Regions from separate parts of the Homo sapiens genome. Here region 2 is linked to region 1. A link is an interaction called in ENCODE POLR2A ChIA-PET data of the cell type or tissue named here. Cell type or tissue: MCF 10A. All regions are shown on one strand. Each heading gives the region's core, and the rest is flanking DNA. Links, peaks and the distances in the headings are about the cores only.

The links. Peaks named below come from ENCODE experiments on the same cell type or tissue, not always from the same donor. Only the 100,000 strongest peaks of a DNase experiment are listed, where the experiment ranks them.
Region 2: POLR2A ChIA-PET joins it to region 1 with 5 read pairs; 2 of 35 experiments call an interaction of 5 or more read pairs at or near these places.

What each region holds. Positions count from the first base shown.
Region 1 is chr2:172,297,374-172,302,759 of GRCh38, reverse strand. It overlaps LOC107985960 (a long non-coding RNA gene), which reads right to left. Exons shown (of 6, transcript XR_001739773.3): 3 at 4,417-4,563. Among named protein-coding and RNA genes, the nearest start is that of ITGA6, 130 kb to the left of the region's middle. In MCF 10A, for the core only: no CTCF peak of the experiment used is centred there; a DNase peak (open chromatin) is centred at 2,879.
Region 2 is chr2:172,126,658-172,132,043 of GRCh38, reverse strand. No RefSeq gene overlaps it. Among named protein-coding and RNA genes, the nearest start is that of DLX2-DT, 26 kb to the right of the region's middle. RefSeq lists an enhancer at 1-423 and a silencer at 5,071-5,247. In MCF 10A, for the core only: a CTCF peak has its summit at 4,597 (motif pointing right); DNase peaks (open chromatin) are centred at 3,383 and 4,603.

The DNA.
Region 1 (5,386 bases), core at 118-5,117:
GAGTGCAACCATCTTGGAAAACAAACTGACACGACTGAGTAAAACTGAAGCTGTGCATATCATATGATCCATCCATTCCACATTTAGACCTATACCCTAGAAAAACTCTTGTACCAGGGTACAAGGAGAGCTTACAAGAAAGAACACTTATAGTAATTATTGTGTGTAATTGCAACAACAATTATATGCAACCTGAATGTCCATCAGCTGGAGAATGGATAAACAAATTATTTGTTCATACAATGAAATACTATACAGATGCTTCTCAACTTATGATGGGATTACATCTTGATAAACCCATTACTGGGTTGAAAATATAAGAGTGCATTTTCAACTTACGATATTCTCAATTTGTGATGGGTTTGACTAGATGTAACTTCATCGTAAGTCGAGGAGCATAATGAATGTATATTTTGCCTTCATACCATCCTGAATTAAAATATCCTAAGTCAAACCACTGTAAGTTGGGGACCACTTGTATAGTCATTAAAATAAATGAATTAGCTTGTAGTCCCAGCTACTTGGGAGGCTGACGAAGGAGGATTGCTTGAGCTTAGGAGTTTGAGGCTTCAGTGAGCTATGATTGCACTGCTGCACTCCAGCCTGGGCTACAGAGTGAGACCTTGTCTTTGAAACATAAAAATATAAATAAAAAACACATTAGAGCTATACAGATTAGCATAGATGGATATCACAGATATAGTTCTGAATAAAAACAGTAGGTTGCAAAAGAATCATACAGGATGATGCCATACAGAAAGTTTCAAAATATGCCAAACAACACCACATATATTTAGAGATACATAAACTTGTAGTGGAAGTATAAAAGAATGCATAGCAGCCTAAACACAAAATTCAGAACATGAATTTTCCTAAGGATAAAGGGATGGAGGAAGAGGGAGATGCAATCAGGGCAGGTATATGGAGTGTTGTGGGGGGGTGTCAACAGAATTGATACTCTTTTATTTCTTGAACAGGGTGGTGAGTATATATGTGTCTATTTTATCTCTTTATCCTTTTTATCTGTCTTAAAATATTATGTTCCATGATATACTTATGTCATGAAAACATTATTCTGCCATAAAAAAGAAGGAAATCCTATCATTTGTAACAACGTGGATGAGATGGAAGGCATTATGCTAAGTGAAATAAGTCAGAGAAAGACAAATATTGCATGATCTCATTTATATTTATAATCTAAAAGAGTCAAACTCACGGAGAACTCATAGAAGGTAGGGGGAATGGGGACATGTTGGTCAAAAGGTACAAACTATCAGTTATAAGATGAATATGTTCTGGGGATCTCATGTACAGCATTGTGACTATAATTAATAATATTGTATTGTATACTTGAAATTTGCTAAGAGAGTTGCTCTTAAATGTTCTCACCACGCACGCAAAAATAATAACTATGTGAATGATAGATGTGCTAACTAACTTGACTGTAGTAATCATTTCAAAATATATATTTCAAAATATATACACTTATCAAGTCATCACATTGTACACCTTAAATAGACACAATTTTGTTTGTTAATTATACCTCAATAAAACTGGAAGAAAAAGAAAGAGAAGGGATCGTGGTAGTCAGCCTCCAAGATAGTCCTGGTGATCCTGGCTTGGTGTTCGCACCCTGTGTAGTTCCCTCCCGCATCATACCAGGGCTGCCTGAACAATAGAAGGCTGCTTAAGTGATGGTATGTGACATCCAACACTGGGTCATAAAAGACATTGCAGCTTCTGGCTTGTTCTCTTGCATCACTTGCCCAAGGGAAAGCTGTCTGCCACACTGAAGGACACTCGCAGCTCTATGAAGAGGCCCTATGAAGAGGCCCACATGGAGAGGAGCTGAAACTTCCCACCAACAGCCCATGCCAACTGGTCAGCTATATGAGTGAACCACCTGGGAATCAGAGCTCCCAGCCCCAGTCAAGCCTTCAGATGACCGCAGCCCAGCTGACATATGACTGCAACCATATAAGAGTCCCCGACACAGGACTATCCAGCCAAGTTGCTCTGAACTCCTGACCCAAAGAAACCATGAGAGAAATAGTAAATGATTATTGTTGTTTTGAGCTACTGAAATTTGAAGTGACCTGTTATGCAGCTATGAATAACTAGTGCAGGGTTGTATTGGGTGACCACCAGGTTCCCTTTTAGTTCCAGCATTCTAGGCTTTTAGGCTTCCTCTCACTCTTTATCCCATTTATTCATTCACTCAATCATTCAACCATCATGTATGAGAAATTCCAAAAGCCTTAAGATTACCTCTGACTTCCTTTAGGATGTAAGTCCTCGGCTGGAAATGATCTAAATAGGCTAATAGTTCAGCAGTTTGGTACCTCTTAGTTTTACCTAGAAGAGAACCCTCTCACAAAAGAGATCTTCCACACTTAATTTCATGCCACTGCAGAAAGTACCAGAACAGCCTCAAAAGGGAGAGAGAGCCTTGTGCCTTTAACATAGAATTCATGTATATTCATAAGCACAGAATCTGGAATTTTATTTGATATGAACCAGTAAAAAGCAAAGTCATATGTTTTAGCATATATGCTACCTGAAAAGATTTCTCCTGCCTGCCAAAATTTTACCTGCTGCTAAATTTTTGCTAACCACACCCACCAACCTCCCTCCCTCTCCATCTGAACTGCACCAGCTACTTTTGATTGTTTGCCAAATCAACAGAGTTGAGAAAACACAAAGACACACTTGTAGGTAAATATACTTAAGAATCAGCCTACCAGCAAACACACATCCTACGAAAGCATAACAAGAATAAAACTAAAAAGAGGCTTGGCCTGACCATGTCGGCTGTGGGCGAACTTGGGTACATGCCAACTCACACAACTGCCATTAAAAATGAATTGCATTCCCAGGGATGAATCCTGACATGACGCCATTGGGAAAGATGTTTGGCTTCTTTAAAAAAAAAAAAAAAGCTTCACTGCTAGCATTGCTCAACTTCTCAGTTCTCTCTCTTTCCTTCCTTAAATTTCCCATGCGACTTTGCATTTACCTAGTATCATGAAGAGTCACTGACTTGGGATAAGAGGACCTGGGCTTAACACCTGGCAATTGGAAACTAAGGGGTGTTTATAATTTGGGTTTCTTTGGTAGACAGGAGCCCACATGAACTCAGGCAATTTTACTGGAAGGAAACTAAAATAACTCACAGAATGGAAGGAAGAGCTGAACATTCTCTACACACAACTCCAACATCTTTCTCTCCCAGGGCATCTCTCCTTAAGATTCTAATCCCCAGCAAAAAGAATTCAGTGGCCTAGCCGGAGCCATATGCCCAACGTTGCGGGTCAGGGAGGGAAGGGATCCGAGAGGTGGGACTGTCCTGTGACTGGCAGCCCCACCAGAACACAATGGGGGAAAAGTCAGTATCCAAAAGAAAGGGATACTGGGCTGGCAAAATAAGAGGCGTTCATTCACTGTGCAGCCTCATCTGCTTGTCATGAGGCTCAAATGAGATCATGGACCTACGATCCCATTTTAAATCCCTAGAAAGTGTAAAGTTTATTTTTACTTATTTGTTCACTTCTCTTTCTTTAATTTGAAGTTGATCAAGAGCTTTTCCTTCTAACACTCCTATTCCCAAGAGGCCTGGAGAAAGCTCCTGTCAAGCTGCTTGTTGGCTGCAGCAAACTCACCAGCACCAGATCCTGAAGGTCCAGGGTGCTGAGCTCCAGTCATAGCTGTCAGCCATGAAGAGAAACCAGCAAATCACTACCAGCACCCAGCCATGTTGTTTGCACTAATAATCTTAGAACAAATGCAACTGCTTGGCCAAATGAAAGAAGTGTATCCAAAATGACCATTTGTGCCTCCCTGAGTGTTTTTGAGATCCCCCTTTATGAAGCACCCATGGTATAATGCACAATGATATAGTTCCCAGCCTTGGCTGCAGCTCAGTAGCAGTTGCCTATGCTGCCAAGTCAAGTAAAATTAATCTGCTGCCAAGGGAATTACAAAGAAATCATAGCAAACCTAATATTGGGCCACAGAGCGCAGACCCCTCTTTTCCCTTCGTTTACCCCAAATGAGGATTCCAGAACTTTGACAGACTGACTTCTTTCCCTTCCTCTCTCCCATTCTCCACCCTGCCTCTCCCACTCTCCTCTTTAAGGATTCTCAGTTTATAATGTCTTTTTCAGGTTCTCTCCTTCCTGTAGCTTTTGGCTATCAGCTTCATTTCATCTAGATCACAAACAGAACTTTGGCAAATAGAGACAACAGGGCAACAGCGTGATGGAGACGAGTGGGCAAGTAGAAAACAGAAGGTTCTTTAGGAAGTCAGGCATATGTTTCAGTAGCCTGTGAACCAGCTCTTGTTCTTTATCGTGGACATGATCCCTGGAAATTGTAAACAACATAAAGAAAACTGACCCGATGCAGACATAGCCCCACCTGGAAGTTCACAGGTGTATTCCCATGGTAATCTTCAAAAGTTTCTGTTCAGCTACCCGCATCTCCTCCTTTGCGTCCTGGAACGGGATTTTTCTTTGTTCCCAGTTCTTGAAATGGTAATGAAGATTTTCCTTGTCATCTCTGAAACTTGTGATGTTGTCATGGGAGACAAATGCATCAGTGTTAGTAATCCTTAGATAAAAGGTGCTTTACAGTTATGAAAGAATTATCTTTAATTTTGTCTCTGGGGTATATGGTGAGGATTAATTAGTTAATCTGAGTAAAGTGCTATAATTGGTGGGAGGAATTATCAAAACCCTGGGGAAGGAGTAGTTTTGAATCTAGTCAATTAGAAGTGTTCTGCTGTTAATGACAGCTGAGGTAGCCGTCCTTGTCTCTCAGACGTCACAGACCAGCTGGGTTTCCAGCAACATCCCAGACCATACACCACCCGCCCAGGGTGAAAAGGTGAAAATAGCTCCAGGTAAGCAGAGGGGGAGGAGGGATGTCAATGTTCAAACAGGACCTGAATCAACCTCAGATTCTGTTCTTGTCATTGGCCCTACCTGGGGACCCAAGGACATTTGTGTGAAATGGAGTGGTAGGGAAAGAATTCCCACACAGCTGCTGGGTGGGTGCTGACTCAGCACAGAGCTGCCCTGGGAGAACAGGGGGTGCTGGCAAGGAAGGGTCCCCGCCAGGCCAGGCAGCAGACAGACCTTGAAACTCTCCTTCTCCATGTCCTCATGTACAAAATGAAAGAGGGAGCCAGACGTTTAGGTATTGTAGGAAGATGTAGTAACAGCAAATGCTTACACAGTGCTTACGACAGGGCAGCCACCACCTGGGTGAATCTTTATTCACTCAATTATCACGACAGCCCTAGAGACGGTTTCCCCACCTTGCAGAGTTGATAAAAGTTGGGTTTAAACCCAGATGGTCAGATTCTACAGCCCATGCTTTTAACCAC
Region 2 (5,386 bases), core at 285-5,284, 170 kb after region 1:
AGTTATCCAAGTCAAAGCTCAATGAATAGTAGCCATTATTATCACTTCTTTCTCAGATGCTAATCTGTAGTGTAAGCCTCTGTTCTCAAACTTTCCTTTGCATAAGGACCACCTAGGGGAACTTTTTAAATGCAGATTACTCCTGCTCTGCTCTTGGGACCTCTGAGCCTGGTCCAGGAGGAACTATTTGAATGTTTGTTTTGTTTTGTTTTGTTTTGTTTTGTTTGAGAGAGTCTCACTCTGTCACGTAGGCTGGAGTGTGATCTCAGCTCACTGCAGCCTCAGCCTCCTGGACTCAAGGGTTCTTCCCACCTCTCAGCCTCCCGAGTAGCTGGGACTACAGGCGCCTGCCACCACACCCAGCTAATTTCTGTATTTTTTGTAGAGACAGGCTTTTGCCATATTACCCAGGCTGGTCATAAATGCCCCTGCTCAAGCCATCTGCCTGCCTTGTCCTCCCAAAGTGTTGAGATTACAGGCATGTGCCACCGTGCCCAGCCTTAAATATTTTAATAAAATTCCTGGATGTTCTTATGCAGAGAGCCAAGCATTGACAAATGGCAAGCAAGTGCTTCTATCCTGTGCTTTTACTCCTTTGAAATGAAAGTGTCCACTAGACCATAAACACATTTGTTTCCCTTAGGAAAACTCTAGCTCTAAGAATTTGAAGTATTTCTTCTAAAACAGATTCCACTCCACATTTGTCTTCTACTGGTGGCTTTCAAATTTTTTTTACCATAACCACAATAAGAAATACACTTTACACAGTGACAAAGAATATGCATGTTTATATATACATACATAAATAAATTTTCCATAAAATAACATCTTCACTTTTCACACTTCTATTTTTCATCCATTTTCTCTTGTAATGCTGACCACAACCCTTTAATTTTATTTCACAACCCAGTAGTGAGTTGCAATCAAGAAAGACTAACAGTAAGATGACCCAGATGTTGGAATTAGCAGACAAGGATTTTAAAGAAATTATTATAACTAATATTAAAAGATATAAAGGAAAATATGCATGTAATAAGCAGATTAAAAATTTAAGGTTGGGAGTGGTGGCTGACACGTGTAATCCCAGCACTTTAGGAGGCCAAAGAAGGAGGATCACCTGAGGCCAGGAGTTCAAGATCAGCCTGGCAACATAGTGAGACCCTGTATCTACAAAAAAAATTTTAATTAGCCAGGCATGGTGGCATAAGCCTGTAGTCTCAGCTACTTGGAAGGCTGAGGCAGGAGAATTGCTTGAGCCGAGGAATCTGAGGCTACGGTGAGCTGTGAATATAGCACTGCATTCCAGCTTGGGTGACAGAGCAAGATACCCTCTCTAAAAAAAAAAAAAAAAAGAAAAGAAGAAGAAGAAAAGAAAGAAAGAAAGGAAGAAAAGCTAAGCAAAGAAATGGAAGGAATCACATGGAAATCCTAGAACTTAAAATTACAGGCCAAGCATGGTGCCTCATGCCTATAATTCCAGCACTTTGAGAGGCCAAGGTAGGAGGATTGCTGGAGGCCAGGCGTTCAAAGCCAGCTTGGTCAACATAGTGAGACCTCATCTCTACAAAAATTAGCTGGGCATGGTAGCACATGCCGGTAGTTCCAGCTACTAGGGAGGCTGAGGTGGGTGGATCAGTTGAGCCCCAGAGATCGAGGCTGCAATCAGCTGTGATCACGCCATTGCCTTCCAGCATGGGTGACAGAGTGAGATCCCGTCAAAAAAAAAAAGGGGGGCCAGGCACAGTGGCTCATACCTGTAATCCCAGCACTTTGGGAGGCTGAGGCAAGTGGGTCACCTGAGGTCAGGGGTTCAAGATCAGCCTGACCAACATGGAGAAACTCCATCTCTACTAAAAATACAAATATTAGCAGGGCATGGTGGTGCATGCCTATAATCCCAGCTACTCAGGAGGCTGAGGCAGGAGAACTGCTTGAACTCAGGAGGCAGAGGCTGTGGTGAGCTGAGATCATGCCATTGCACTCCAGCCTGAGCAACAAGAGTGAAACTCCATCTCAAAAAAAAGAAAAAAGAAAAGAAAATATAAATAAAAAGTACACATACGAAATAAAAACCCCACTGAATGGGCAGACTGAGATGGCAGAAGAAAGAGTCAGTAAACTAGAAATTACCTAGTTTGAAAAACAGGGAGACAAAAAGATTGAAAACAAAAGGCTCAGAGACCTATAGGACAATATCAAGCAATCTACCCTACATATAATTGGAACCCCAGAATGACCAAAAAGAGAAAAGAGAGCTAAAAAAAAAACTGTCCAGGAATGATGGCCAAAAACTTCCCTAATCTAGTGAACAACATAAATTTACAGTTTCAAGAAGCTCAGCAAATTCAAGCAGGAGAAATAAAAACCACATCTAGGTATATCACTGCTGAAAACCAAAGATAAAGAGAAGAATCTTTAAAGCAACCAAGGAAAAATGACTCATTACTACAGGAGAACAATGATAGTTTTAATAGACAACTTCTCATCTAAAACAATGGAAGCCAGAGACAGTGGTGTAATATTTAAATCTTTTTTTAAAAAAAACTGTCAACCCAAAATTCTATATTGAGTAAAAATATATTTTAAGAATGAAAGCAAAATAAAGCCATTTTCAGATAAATGACAACTAAAAGAATGCATCACAGCAGACCTATGCTACAATAAATGCTAAAGGAAAAAGCTTAGGCTGGAAGAAAATGAAACCAGATGGAAACTCAGCTCTTCAGGGAGAAATAAAGACTACCAGATGGCCAGGTATGGTTGCTAACACCTGTAATCCCAGCACTTTGGGAAGCCAGGGCAGGAGGATCGCTTGAGCCTAGGAGTTCAAGACCAGACTGGGCAACAAAGCAACAACATATCCTACAAAAAATTTTTTTAATTAGCTGGACATGGTGGTGCATGCCTGTGGTACCCACCACTTGGGAGGCTGAGTTTGGAGGATCACTTGTGCCCAGGAGTTCAAGGCTGCAGTGAGCTATGATCACACCACCACACTTCATTCAACCTGGATGACAGAATGAGAGTCCATCTCAAAAAAAAAAAAAAAAAAAAGACCACCAGAAATAATAAATATGTAGGCAAATATAAAAGATTATCTTTTCTTTTCTTTCTCTTTATTTAAATACATATGACTATTTAAGGCAAAATTGTAACGAAGTATTGTGGTAGCTACAGCATTCTCATACATAATACATGTGACAACTATAGCATAAAGCAGGAGTCAACAAACTTTTTCTGTAAATAGTAAGACAGGAAATATTTTAGGCTCTGTAAACCATGTGGTCTCTGTTACAACTATTCAACTATACCATCACATGGCATGAAAGTAGCCATAAACAATACATAAGTGAATGTGTGTAGTTATGTTGCAATAAAATAAAAGCAGATACAGCCAAGATTTGACTCACCAGTAAGAGTTTGCCAACCCCTGGCATAAAGGATTGGGGGTAAATAAAACTGTATGGTTGCAAAATTTTTATATGTAATATGAACTGGTATCATAATTCCAGGTAGACTATAAAAAGTTAAGGACATATATTATAATCCCTAGAGCAACTATTCAAAATAAAAATGCAAAGAATAGGGCCGGGCACAGTGGCTCAAGCCTGTAATCCCAGCACTTTGGGAGGCCGAGGCAGGTGGATCACAAGGTCAGGAGATCGAGACCATCCTGGCTAACACAGTGAAACCCCGTCTCTACTAAAAATACAAAAAAATTAGCCAGGAGTGGTGGCGGGTGCCTGTAGTCCCAGCTACTCGGGAGGCTGAGGCAGAAGAATGGCGTGAATCCAGGAGGCAGAGCTTGCAGTAAGCCGAGATTGCGCCACTGCACTCCAGCCTGGGCGACAGAGCGAGAGTCCGTCTCCAAAAAAAAAAAGGTGCAAAGAATAACAGAAAAGCCAATATCGAAAAATAAAATGGGACCAGGCACAGTGGCTCACAGCTGCAATTCTAACACACTGAAAAGCCAAGGTGAGAGGATTTCTTGGGTCCAGGAGTTCATACCAGCTAGGGCAACATAGCAAGACCTCCATCTCTACAAAAAAAAAAAAAAAAAAAAAAAAAAAAAAAAAAACCAGCCAGGCATGGTGGCATGCACCTATAGTCCTAGCTACTCAGAAGGCTGAGACAAGAGGATTCCTTGAGCCCAGGAGTTTGAAGATGCAGTGAGCTATTATCACACCAAGGTACTCCAGCCTGAGTGATAGAGTGAGACAATGTCTCCAAAAATAAGTAAATAAATTTTAAAAATGTAATTTTAAGAAAATACCCAACTGACTCTAGAGAAAACAGCAAAGGAAAAACAGAGGAACAAAAACAAACCAATGAAACAAACAGAAAACAAATAGACATAAGTCCAAATCTATTGATATTTATATTAAATCTAAATGGACAAAATTTGGCAGAGGTTATCAAACTAAATGAAAAAAACAAGACCCAACTATATGCTTTCTACAAGAGACATACTTGTGCCAGTTACCAATTTATTGCCTCTCAGCCCCAAATTCACCTTTCATTGCAGGTCCTGTAAAAATGGAGCTAGGTTCTTTAGATATTTTCCCTTTGCCATCTAGCAAAATACCAAGTTTTGTCAGTAGAGGGCACTAGAGAAACACTGCAGGAAGAAAGGATTTTCTTTCCTGGTTTTGTAGTGCTCTCTCAGCAGATAACCTGAGGCACTTTCAGCTTCTATAGTGCCCAGCTCCTGAAGTTCACAGTAGTCAGAAGTAAACAGAAGGCAGCAACTTCTGCATACCCTCTCAGGCAGTTTCATAGCAGAAAAAACCTCTAGCAAAACTCACTCCGCATTAACGACTTTCATTGGTACCCTAGAAAATAAGTGTCTGGATGGGCCGGGCGCGGTGGCTCACACCTGTAATCCCCAGCACTTTGGGAGGCCGAGGCGGGCGGATTAGACCATCCTGGCTAACATGGTGAAACCCCGTCTCTACTAAAAATACAAAAAATTAGCCGGCCGTGGTGGCGGGCGCCTGTAGTCCCAGCTACTCAGGAAGCTGAGACAGGAGAATGGCGTGAACCTGGGAGGCAGAGCTTGGAGTGAGCCGAGATCGAGCCACGGCACTCCAGCCTGGGCGACAGAGCGAGAGTCCGTCTGAAAAAAAAAAAAAAAAAAGGAAAAGAAAGTAAGTATCTGGCAAGTTTTGGAGGGTGGATTTCCAGCAAGTTCTGGGGTTTTTCTTATTGTTCATTTATTTATTTATTTATTCTTTAGAAACAGAGTCTCGCTCTGTCGCCCGGGATGGAGTGCAGTGGCGTGATCTTGGCTCACTGCAACATCTGCCTCCCAGGTTCAAACGATTCTGCTGCCTTAACCTCCCAAGTAGCTGGATTACAGGTGCCCACCATCATGCCCAGCTGACTT